2 separate regions of the Homo sapiens genome follow, and region 1 is linked to region 2. Evidence: chromatin contacts called from ENCODE Hi-C or POLR2A ChIA-PET data. All regions are on one chromosome and are shown on one strand. The core of a region is the stretch at or near the end of the contact, and the rest is flanking DNA. Distances in the headings are between cores, read along the strand shown. Region 1 overlaps CMSS1 (cms1 ribosomal small subunit homolog). Region 2 overlaps CMSS1 (cms1 ribosomal small subunit homolog).

Region 1 (5,645 bases), core at 1,228-3,727, 59 kb after region 2:
TGCACCACCACACCCAGCTAATTTTTTTATGTTTTGTAGAGATGAGGTTTCTCTGTGTTGCCCAGGCTGGTCTCAAACTCCTGAGCTCAAGCAATCTACCCACCTTGGCCTCCCAAAGTGCTGGGATTACAGGTGTGAGCCACTGCTCCTGGTTCCTAATGTTTTTTAACTATATAAATGCATTTCACAATAATATCTTAGATTCTTACATCACATTTTTGCCAAAAATCCAGCCTTATGCTTTTGGGTACAACTCCTAAAAGGAGATAAATAGTATAAAGATAGAGAAGGTTATCACACACTAGAGTGCATGATTACAGCACCAGGCCATGCTGCCAGCAGGCTCCTGGGACCTTATTTCTGCCCAGAATTATGGTCTGTCATATGCATTCTTAACAGGTGATTCGTGGTCTTTGCCATTACCAGAATTGGCCATTTGGATAATCTTTTTTCCTAAACTTGTGACCTTTTATTGCCTTTTTAATCTTCCTACTGACTTTAGAAATGCCACTCACATCCATTTGTAGCTTTTTCTCATTGGGTTTCCATCAAACCTGATTGGTATTTAGTTTGATGCAAAAGTAATTGTGGTTTTTGCCATTCCTTTTAATTTTAAAAAATTACTTTTGCACCAACCTAATAAATCTATGTGATTTGGGGTTTTGTTTGTTTGTTTTTGAGATAGGGTCTTGCTCTGTTGCCCAGGCTAGAGGACAGTGGCACAATCATGGCTTACTGCAGGCTCAACCTCCCAAATTCAAGTGATCCTCCCACCTCAGTCTCCTGAGCAGCTGGGACTATCGATGTGCACCACCACACCGGCTAATTTCTTTATCTTTTTGTAGAGATGAGATCTCACTATGTTAGCCAGGCTGGTCTCGAACTTCTGGGCTCAAGTGATCCTCTTTCCCTTGGCCTCCCAAAGTGCTGGGATTACAGGCATGAGCCGCAGTGCCTGGCTTATGTGTGATCTTTTAAAGGACTGTCTATTACCAATCCAAAGTTACTATATTTTTCATTGCAACAATTTGGGGTCTTATTCTTATTGTAGGTGCTTTAAACTCATTACACCAGAGTGTTATTCTACCCAAAGTTTGTGACCCAGCTCAGGATAACTGTGAGAAGCAATTTAGTGTAGTGTTGCTTAACTTGCCCACCGAAGTGGACAAGTTAAATTTCCCTGTGACTCAGTCACCTTCTTGGTAAATGATAACAATTATTTCTTCCTCACAGAGTTGTAATGATGATTAAATAAGACTGTGCTTGATAAGCACTTCAAACAGTGGTTATCAGAGAGTAATCACTGAAGTGTTAATTATTATATAGTTAATAATTATATTATAATCTTTTTTATTTTGTCCATTATTTTTTCTTCCTGGGAAGGGACATGCAGAAAGGTATACATGTTTAATATATAATCATCTTGGTTTTTTTTCTCCAACCATTAAATATTTTGCTCAAAGGCCCTATACTAGTTTTAGTTTCAATCATTCTTCTGGAAACCTACAGGGTAACACATCCGTAGCTCTTCAATTTATTTCCTCAAGGTGGGGTTTAATTTTTCCCTAGCTTATCCCACTAATCATACCATAGTCATGCCCTCTCTGACTTTTGCCTCTAATCAATGTCTACCTACAGGACTTACTTGCACGTAGTCTTCTTCATACTCCATTGGCTTTCGTTTTTTTCTTGCTTTCCCCTTGATTTTCTTCTTGTTTGTTCCTTGCTCTTTCTGGACTCATTGGTAAAACAATAAAGACCTTTTATTGAGCAGTTAATACTGTTACTGTATAAGGCACACTGTAACATAATCCTCACGGCATCCCTAGGAGGTAGGTGGTACCCACTTTACAAAGAACCAGAGGCTCAGAGAGATGGGTTCTGGGGGTCATGGCCCATCTGCTTGGCTGTGAGCCAGACTCCAAGGATACTGTTGCTTTCACTTTCCTTTTTACCTGTCCTCTCTCTTTCAGCTCAGGAAAATTGGATTAACCGTGTTCTCATGTGTTTTGTTGGTCACATGCCATTGCTATTTTCTGCCAAGCAAAAAAATAATTACAAAACCTTAAGCTGTTACTGCCCCCTTTTAATCACTTTTCTCTTGCTTTAATTTCTTTCACCACCAAATTGCTTTGAAGAGTCCAAGTCCTAACCCCTTTCTCCAACCCTATCCTAATTTCCCTGGCCAGAGAAATATCATTTTTTTCTGAATTGACATGAGAATCTGCATGTGCTCCTCTGCCTCATATGAGTGTTGCCCATCTTGGTCCCTGCTTATCCCCAGGAGACTCACCTCGAGGACAGATTTTATCTGTGCGTCTCCACAGCGCCTGACATGGAACCTTGCCCTTAATTGGCACTCATTATTTGTGAAATGAAGGAATGAATGACCATACCGGTATCCCAGTTTTCTCATGACTCTTCCCATCTCAGCCCTTTGTCCCAGCTTGTGAGCTGTCCCCTCCCTGACACAGCTGCCTGCAGAGGTCTCTTGGGGCCTTGTGATGCCCTATCCCTCCTCCAACCACATCCCTGATTTCCCAACACAATTCCCTCCTTGAAAGGCTCCTCCACCTTGACATTCAGGGCTGGGGTCTGTCCTCTCCATCCCTGCCTGCCCACACAGTCCCTCCAACTCCCCTGTGGCCTCCTTCATCCTCTCTCTCCCACTGCTCTTCTCCCTCTGGAACTCATCCCACCACCCCAAGGATGACTTACTTGTCAGGCATACTGTCTGTCCTTTCAGGAGTCCTTCTCTAATTGTTTACACGCATAGAACTTGAGTCTCCAGCTGGTTCGTAAGTCCCTTGGGGCCAGGGTTTCTTTTGTGTCCACTATAGTACCTAACACAGTTTGGGGCTCTTATTTGGCAGATATGACCAGATGTATGTTTTCTAAATATAACTGCATTTTTTCTGGATCAATTTTTTAAAAATGTTATGCTATATTTAAATTTTAGATTTGTTTCAACTTTGCTTAAGACTGTACTATTCCTTCAGTTTTTCTTTATGCTTGTACAGGAACTACTTGGCATGATGCTGTCAGCTGTAATATACATTTAGGCTTTAATATCACCAGGCAAGAGCATCTGTCAAGATAGATGATGTTCCCTCCTTTGCCATAGCTGGGCCTCACATTTCTGTCGCTGAATACATGCCTCTAGTTTGTTCAGTATTTTAAGCAGCAGATTTATAACTTTAAAGTTTTTAAATCCATGCAACTACCTCATCTCTAGCAACCATTTCACATCTAAATAATCATCCTTGGCCTGCTTAATAATGTGAGTATAAAGATTTGCCAATAGTTCTTTTTCCCCCAGTAATCACTTCCAAAATAAATGATGAATTCCCTACTCCTAGAGATTGCATCACCCTCTTCCCTCTTCAGCATCAGTCATTTCAGAGCCAGCCCTAGTGACTTTGTAATTATGGTTCCCAGAATATAAACCCTTATGAAGGATTTTTTGACTTTTCCTTGATGCTTCCATGATGTCAGTAACATTTCAGTGGTTCCATGACCCATCTTCTCCTGCTCAGAGACCACAGTGGACTTCTTTTTTCTTCTGCTGGCCTTTGTTTATCTCCTTTAATCATAAAGGAATCTTCAGCAGGAGTGTTTCTCCCTTTCCCTTCTTGCTCTCCTTTCTCTACTGTTGTATTTTCTTGCTACTACTTTATTTGACCATTGGTCATTTCATATTTCTTCCACTCTTCATCTCCAAGATTATGCTTATCTATTGTTGAAAGAAAACAGAGCTGTGTCCTATTCATTCTCTGATTCACCTTTTTCCTTTTCATTATGGTTTCTCAGTTCTGTTCTGTGTATTAATCTATTGTTTCATTGACAAATTGCCCAAAAGTTAGCAGCTTAAAATAAAACAAAAACATTTATTATGTCAGTTTCTGTTATCTCACAGACATGGCTTAACTCAGTGCCTCTGGCTCTGCTTCTCTTGTCAGGTACCAGCCAAGTTGTGGGCTGGGGTTGGAGGCTTAGCTGGGGAGAGTTTACCTTGCAGCTCACTGGTGTGGATGCCGGCACGTCTCAATCTCTCACTATTTGAGCCTCTCCACAGGGTTGCCTCACAGCGTTGCAGTTGCCTTTCCCCAGGCCGAGTGATCCAAGAGGGAACCAGCAAAAGCACCCAAGACAGAAACCACAATCTTTTTATAGTTTATTCTCAGAGTTGACACCTCGTCACTTCTGCCATATTAAGCGAGTTAGTAAATCCAGTCCACATTCATGGGGAAGAGATTACAAAGGAATATGAGTACCGGGAGATCGAGATCATGAGGAGCTATCCTGGAATCTGGCTACCACACTCTTCCTCTGGCCCCCCAGTGACTTATATCCCTTCAATGTGCAGAATATACTCACCCCTCCAAGGATTGCAAAGTCTCATCCCATTGCAGTGTGAGCTCAATATCCAAAATCTTGTCATCTAAATCAGGTCCAGGTGCAGTTGGGGCTCCTCAGTTTTAATTCCTTAAGTACAGCTCTTTGAGTACATTTCTTCTTCTTAACCTGTGAAACTAAAGAGACAAGTTACCTCTCCCACATGCTCAACACACAGTGGTGGGACAAGTGTAGTATAACCTTTATTGACATTTCTATTCAAAAGAAGGCAAATAGGAGGCACATGGAGTCATTGGTACACAGCATTCTGAAGGCCATCCAAGCAAATATCAGGAGTTTATTTATTAAGTCTCGAGGCCTAAGAGTAATTCTCCATGGTTCTTGGCTCTGCCCTTGGGGCTTTGTTTTGTCCTCCAATTATCCTTCTTCTTTTTTTTTTTTTTCTATTAAAAGCAGAATGGGTTTGCAACTGAACAGCTAATGCAGCCTGCTTCTTGACAGAATTCTCCGTGTCCAAAGGCCTCTGTTCTCATTGTTCTCTGACTCTCTCAGCCCAAACTAGTGGTATTTCTGCATATATACCTCCTTTAAAAACTGTGGGTGTCACCTGTGATGCTTCTGGGGGTTCACTCCATTAGGCAGAAGTCACACCCCTAATCTCTTCTCTACCTTGGGCCCTTGCTGAGAGAATATGAGGCAATATTCCTTAAGCTTCCTAGAGGCAGCTTGTTTAAAAAAATCTGTGAGCACACCCTTAATTTATTTAAAGCGCTCCTATGTGACTGAATCGTATTCTGAGGCACCATCTTTGTTTCTTCTGAGGTCTTCACGAATGGTTTTAAGTCACACCCTTGATTTCATCTTTAATCTTCCTTCTCTCAATTCAACGCCTTCCTGTAAGACCCAAGAAGAAATCAGGTGTCACCTTCAACACTATTTGAAAATCTCCTTAGCTAGATTACCCTTGCCAATAGACACATTTTCCATATAATTTCAGAAAACTGTATTGCTAAACTTTCTACCACTGCATAACAAAGAGCCCCTTTCCTTTAGTTTCCAATAAGATTTTTCTTTCTTCAAGCCCTCACCTTCCATGTCTTCAAAGTCCAAAATTTCATAGTGTTGTTCAAGCGCATTCTTCATCAATCACTTTACTTTTGACACATTTCAGAGTAGTTTGCAAAATCAGTACACTCACTCCAGATACTTCAGCATGCATATCACTGACTAATGTTTAATATTTATCTTAAAGTATGTATATTTTCTTTTGAGGTAAAGTTAATATACAA
Region 2 (5,223 bases), core at 1,595-4,094:
TTAATAATGTCTTTCACAAAGGAAAAGTTTTTGAAGAAGACCAATTGATCAGTGTTCTCTTGTGGACTGTGCTTCTGGTATTGTACCTAAGGAATCTTTTCCTAACACAAACTCACAAAGATTTTCTCCTATTGTTTCAACTTTTTTTTTTTTTTTTTTTTTTGAGTCTCACTCTGTCACCCAGGCTGGAGTGCAGTGGCAAGATCTCGACTCACTGCAACCTCCACCTCCAGGGTTCAAGCAATTCTCCTGCCTCAGCCTCTCAAGTAGCTGGGATTACAGGTGCCCACCACCATGCCTGGCTAATTTTTATATTTGTAGTAGAGATGGGGTTTTACCATGTTGGCCAGGCTGGTCAGGAACTCCTGACCTGAAGTGATCTGCCTGCCTCGGCCTCCCAAAGTGCTGGGATTACAGGCATGAGCCACTGCACCTGGCTCTAACTATAATTTTTTTAAACTACTTTTGTAGGTTTTTAAAGTGAAATTTGGGAGCTTGCTGGGATGGAAAAGGCAGTGAAACAGAGAAGTTATCATTATATGTGTCCCTTGGACATCCCTTACCTAAACCAAAAGCTTAAATTGATACAGAAAAAAATAGTTTCATTTCAGAAGTTAATATAGGTTTTCAGTGTAACGCTCAGACATTATGGAATACAGATACCTAGATCCCCCAAAACTACAAATAATGCAAATGAGTAAGTTATTATTGTCAGAGGAAATATATGAAGATATAGCTAATATATGGATAACTAAATTATTCATTTTCTGATTGAAATTAACTTTTAAAACCTGAATCATTTCAAAATCTTTATATTTGTAGGAAATGAATATTCTGCACATTAATAATTCATAATAAATTGCTGAGAAAACGATTACATTTTCAAAAGTGTCAAAGCACACCAGTTTCCTCAGTCTTACAGAGACATCAAGTTCTTGCACTTTCTCTCCTTCTCTGCAGTTTTCTCTCTCTTCTTTTTCTCCTCATCACTCCCTTGAGTCTCCCATTTTTCTTGCTAATCCTGACATATTTTCTTGTCCTTGTGCCTTGTAATTTCTTTTTCTTCATATTTTTGTCTCTCTTCTCTATCTGCCCCACTTTTTTGTATCTTTTAATTCACTACAATATGAAACCAGTTTCTTTCTCTGGGTAGTATTTATTTAGTGAGCTTTTTTTTCCTTTTTGTGATGTAAATGTTTGTTTTTTGTTATGTTTATTTTTTGTCCTTCTGACTCAGAAATTTTTCAGAAGCACTAAGTAAGTCACTGTTTGCATGTACTTGAATCAATCATGGTTTACACTCTCCAGAGAGAAAGTATCCTTTGATGAAATAAGGACATTACCCACCTCTGCTCTGTAAGGCACCAGTATTAGAAGGCATCAGTGAGGATCATTTTATCCATTTCCCTACCAGTAAAGTATCCAAGAGTAAAAGTTATATAATATAGTTAACATGAAGTGTCTAGACATAGCTACTTTGCTAATACATTCCAACGTCTAGCTCTTGTTTTCAGTGGCTTAAAGATATGTAGTAATCTTATTGATCTGCTTTCCAATTTTTCTGGCTGTATTTGCCCTACAGGAAGTATTTTATTATTTAGAGTTCAGTTGCATTTTCTATTACTACACGCATATCCACAAGCAAAACCATCCAGAGAGATTTACTTGGTTTTCCTGTTCTTTCCTACTCAACAATGCTAGCTAATACTCTTCAAAATTAAATATTCTTTGTTTTTACTAACTTTATGCAAGTAATGGATTAACTGAATTTAAAGCCCTAAAGAGTAGATGGAGATGAAGATATGAAGATTTTTCTGCATCCACCTATAAGTCAAAGCCTCATGTCAAGCAAAAAGGATAGGAAGCAGAAACATTTCTAAAACTGAACAATTTAACAGACTAGAACTAAGCATTTCCCATTATGGTTCTTTATATGATATTTGATAACTGAATCACTTTACTGATGTCTTACATTGAGTGAAAAGGTAGTATAATATAAATACAAATTTCATAGGCATTTGTATGAAGTAAGAATTCATTGCTCGTTAATAATCTGGAAAAGAAGACACCCGTGGCTAATTGAGGAAGATTTAGTCAGGCTTTTTAAGTAGAATGTCATATTAGGAACAACTGGATTCTAGTCTCCATTTTTGCCACCTACTAGTTCAGTGACCTGGAGCAAGTCTTGTCTTCCGTTTCCTAGGCTGTGAACTGTAGGAATTGACTCAGATGATCTCTAAGACCTCCTCTAGTACTGAACAAAATTGGAGGGAGGAAATAGTACACTCATCTTCCCTACTCCCCCGCAACTGCAAAGCCAGCTAGCTTTTCTCCTGATAGGAGTGCGTGGAGCCACAGAAAACTTCACTGATGTTTATCTCAAAGCTCATTGCTTCACTGTCTGCAGCTGATCCTTCTGAGCTCCTTCCATGGAGGGCTTGTTCCAAGGGCAGTCCCTCCCTAAACTATGAAGCACTCTATGAATGCCCCTTCTAGTAAGGCCCCAGGCACCTTTGTCCACATGGGTCCATTGTGCAGCTGTTTGCTATTGTTTTCTTCAAGATTCAAATTTAACTGTCCCGATCTTCTGAGTCTTTAAGATAGTCAAGGGAACATTAGCTCACTGAAAATAATTGAAAACACCTTTTGGAAAAGTGCAGCTGGGAATGCAAGCATGGGATTCAATCATGCTGGTCGTGATTTTTCAGGGAAGAGATTATTCCTCTACCTTATAACATTTTCTAAGAAATTTAGAGAAAGCAATTCCACCTCTGATTTTCTGAGTCATAGTCTTTGAGAGCAAAACCAGGCGACAGAGATGCATGACTTGCCCAGGCCCTCCCAGTGGTAGGTTATGAAACTGTTCTGCAATCCCCTGCCTGGGCTCTTTCTCTGCAACACTAGCCTCTGCCTTTCCAAAGCCTTCCTGGTGTTGCAGTCGTGTTCTCTGTAGCATTTCCCATTGCCTTTGACCCTGAGTCACTCCTATCATGAAATAAGGCTGTATTTAATTAGGACACCCAAATGCTCAGGAAAACCTCTCCATCAGAACTGCACAACTTGTCTGATCACCACTGTCCTAGGAGCTCTCTGCAGGTATGCCAGTGCTGACAGGCTGACTGGCCTCAGGAATATGGTATCTCCTATCCTCCCTAGAGCTTGCCTGCTTCATTCCATCCCATGTAGTCTAAAGTATATTTTAAGAAAACTTGAAATGAGTGCAGAGGTTAAACATTTCAAAGTAGCTTGGGATTACAAGTAATTTTAACCCAAGGTCATTTGGAAAATGTCATTCCTGAAACCCTACCTTAGGCCCGGGCACAGTGGCTCACGCCTGTAATCCCAGAACTTTGGGAGGCCGAGGTGGGCGGATCACGAGATCAGGAGATCGAGACCATCCTGGCTAACACGGTGAAACCCCGTCTCTACTAAAAATACAAAAACTTAGCTGGGCATGGTGGCGGGCACCTGTAGTCCCAGCTACTCGGGAGGCTGAGGCAGGAGAATGGCGTGAACCTGGAAGGCGGAACTTGCAGTGAGCCGAGATTGCGCCACTGCACTCCAGACTAGGCGACAGAGCGAGACTCCGTCTCAAAAAAAAAAAAAAAAAAGAAAAAAGAAACCCTGCCTTTAAGGGGTGTGCATGTATGTATGTGTATGTATGTTCACCTTCTTCTTCCAAAACAAAATGTTTTAATAAATGAACTTTGTGGAATTTGATTGGAAAGACTCATGTTTTGTAAGGGAAGAAGAAGTGTAAGAAATTAGGTAACAAGAGCAGCCAGTTTTAAAGATGCATGCTGATAAATGCTTTGCAGCACAAGCCTTCTACCCTGTTCCCAGCCATAAGCATCATAAGTTATTCTGTCACCAAAAGTGTAGCCATGTTCTAACTTACGTGCCTGACTTACATTACAAAAGTATAACTAGCTTCTCAATTTCCCACATAATCTTTTTATCTGCAGCCACTTGAGTATCCCAAATTCCTGTTTCTGCCATCTCTGACAAGAATAAAAATAATGGAAAACTAACCATTTTCTACCAGTATCATTAGTCAGAGTAAAATCCTTTTTCTAGACATATTTCCAATATTTTCCTTAAGACAGGATTATTTGCTCAGCGTCTCCTCTCGTGATTCACAGGTACATTGTTCCGATTCCACGTTGGGCCTGAGTAAATATTAATTGAAACTGTAAAGGCAGTATATAACATGGTGGTTAAGAACTCAGGTTCTAGGGTCAGATTTCTCAGGTTAGAATCTTAACGCTGATCTTTACCAGCTATCTGTCCTAGGGCAAGTTGCTTGATCTCTCTGGACCTTATTTGTGCCACATATGTAAAATGGGGTTGCGGATATTAATATCTATTTCATAGGGCTATTATGAGCAGTGGTCCTTAAAAATGTACTCTGTAAAGAATTTAGAAAAAATGCATACTTCCTCACACATTTTTAAGTTGGATCTAAAACTTTTTATCATGGCTTTCAAAGTTTATTTTTGTTAAATAGGAGGTAGAAAAGAGTAAATATTCTATAACAGTATTAAATAAGAATTGATTGTGATTGGAAATAGTTGACATGCTGGCTAAAGATGTCCTGATGAAAGCATGTGTCCCTGAAACCAGTAGATTTCCCGTCATAGCATATTTTGGATTCCAGGAGTCTGTTTACCCCAAAGACAATGGTATACAAGATAATGAACTGTAATAAGATTTGTTTTGAGTGAGAAGTTTGGCTTTTTTTTAACATGGAAAAGCCAATATGAATGTAGTTGGATTCTCAGGCAGCTGAAAAATAAAGTACAAATGGAAGTTAAGGTCTAAAGACAAATTTCCTTAAAATACCCTTGCATGTGTATATCTTGTATTTGCATGCCCAGTACACATACCCCAGTTGGAAGGCCACTAGTTATGAGGGTTAAATGAGTCAATGCATGTTAAGCTCCTAGAATAACGCCTGGTATCTAGTATGCACTGAGCAAACATACATTATTGCTATTATTATTTTAGGTTCTCCCTTTAGAGAAAAAAATATTCATACTTACTCTGAGGTCCTACCTTGTCCTCATGTCTTATCTCCCTGCATTCAGCATCCTTTAGAATTAAGTGACTAAGGATCAGAAGTATCTATTACCTCTGTATTGGGATCATGGTTCCATTCTTCTCACAAGACAAACTCATTCCAGGAGTTAACAGCGGGGACTTTCTGGTCAAATTCTATTCAGT

What was found. Hi-C counts contacts between places; a loop is a spot of excess contacts on that map. ChIA-PET counts read pairs that join two places held with the same protein, here RNA polymerase II (POLR2A). Pooled maps may share reads with other maps.
Region 1: a map of posterior vena cava shows a loop between it and region 2 (2.6-fold over the local background). The contact joins two enhancer-like sites. A Hi-C loop is called at or near these places in 20 of 168 maps with a recorded cell type or tissue (PC-3, PC-9, adrenal gland and 10 more) and 15 of 50 pooled maps. POLR2A ChIA-PET finds 5 or more read pairs at or near these places in 1 of 52 experiments (AG04450).

Annotation. Positions count from the first base shown.
Region 1 is chr3:100,147,419-100,153,063 of GRCh38, forward strand. The region is part of intron 2 of CMSS1 (cms1 ribosomal small subunit homolog); the gene reads left to right. It overlaps LOC105374009 (a long non-coding RNA gene), which reads right to left. Exons shown (of 5, transcript XR_007095984.1): 2 at 5,109-5,250; 3 at 4,378-4,532; 4 at 1,646-1,732. Among named protein-coding and RNA genes, the nearest start is that of FILIP1L, 36 kb to the left of the region's middle. Within about 2 kb of position 2,478, at least 2 of the 41 ENCODE cell types and tissues checked have a DNase peak (open chromatin) inside an H3K27ac peak, as active enhancers do; they include gastrocnemius medialis and psoas muscle, where a contact is called at or near this core.
Region 2 is chr3:100,087,692-100,092,914 of GRCh38, forward strand. All of the region lies in intron 1 of CMSS1 (cms1 ribosomal small subunit homolog), which reads left to right. The region is part of intron 1 of FILIP1L (filamin A interacting protein 1 like); the gene reads right to left. Among named protein-coding and RNA genes, the nearest start is that of FILIP1L, 24 kb to the right of the region's middle. RefSeq lists an enhancer at 2,482-2,982. Within about 2 kb of position 2,845, at least 3 of the 41 ENCODE cell types and tissues checked have a DNase peak (open chromatin) inside an H3K27ac peak, as active enhancers do; they include gastrocnemius medialis and psoas muscle, where a contact is called at or near this core.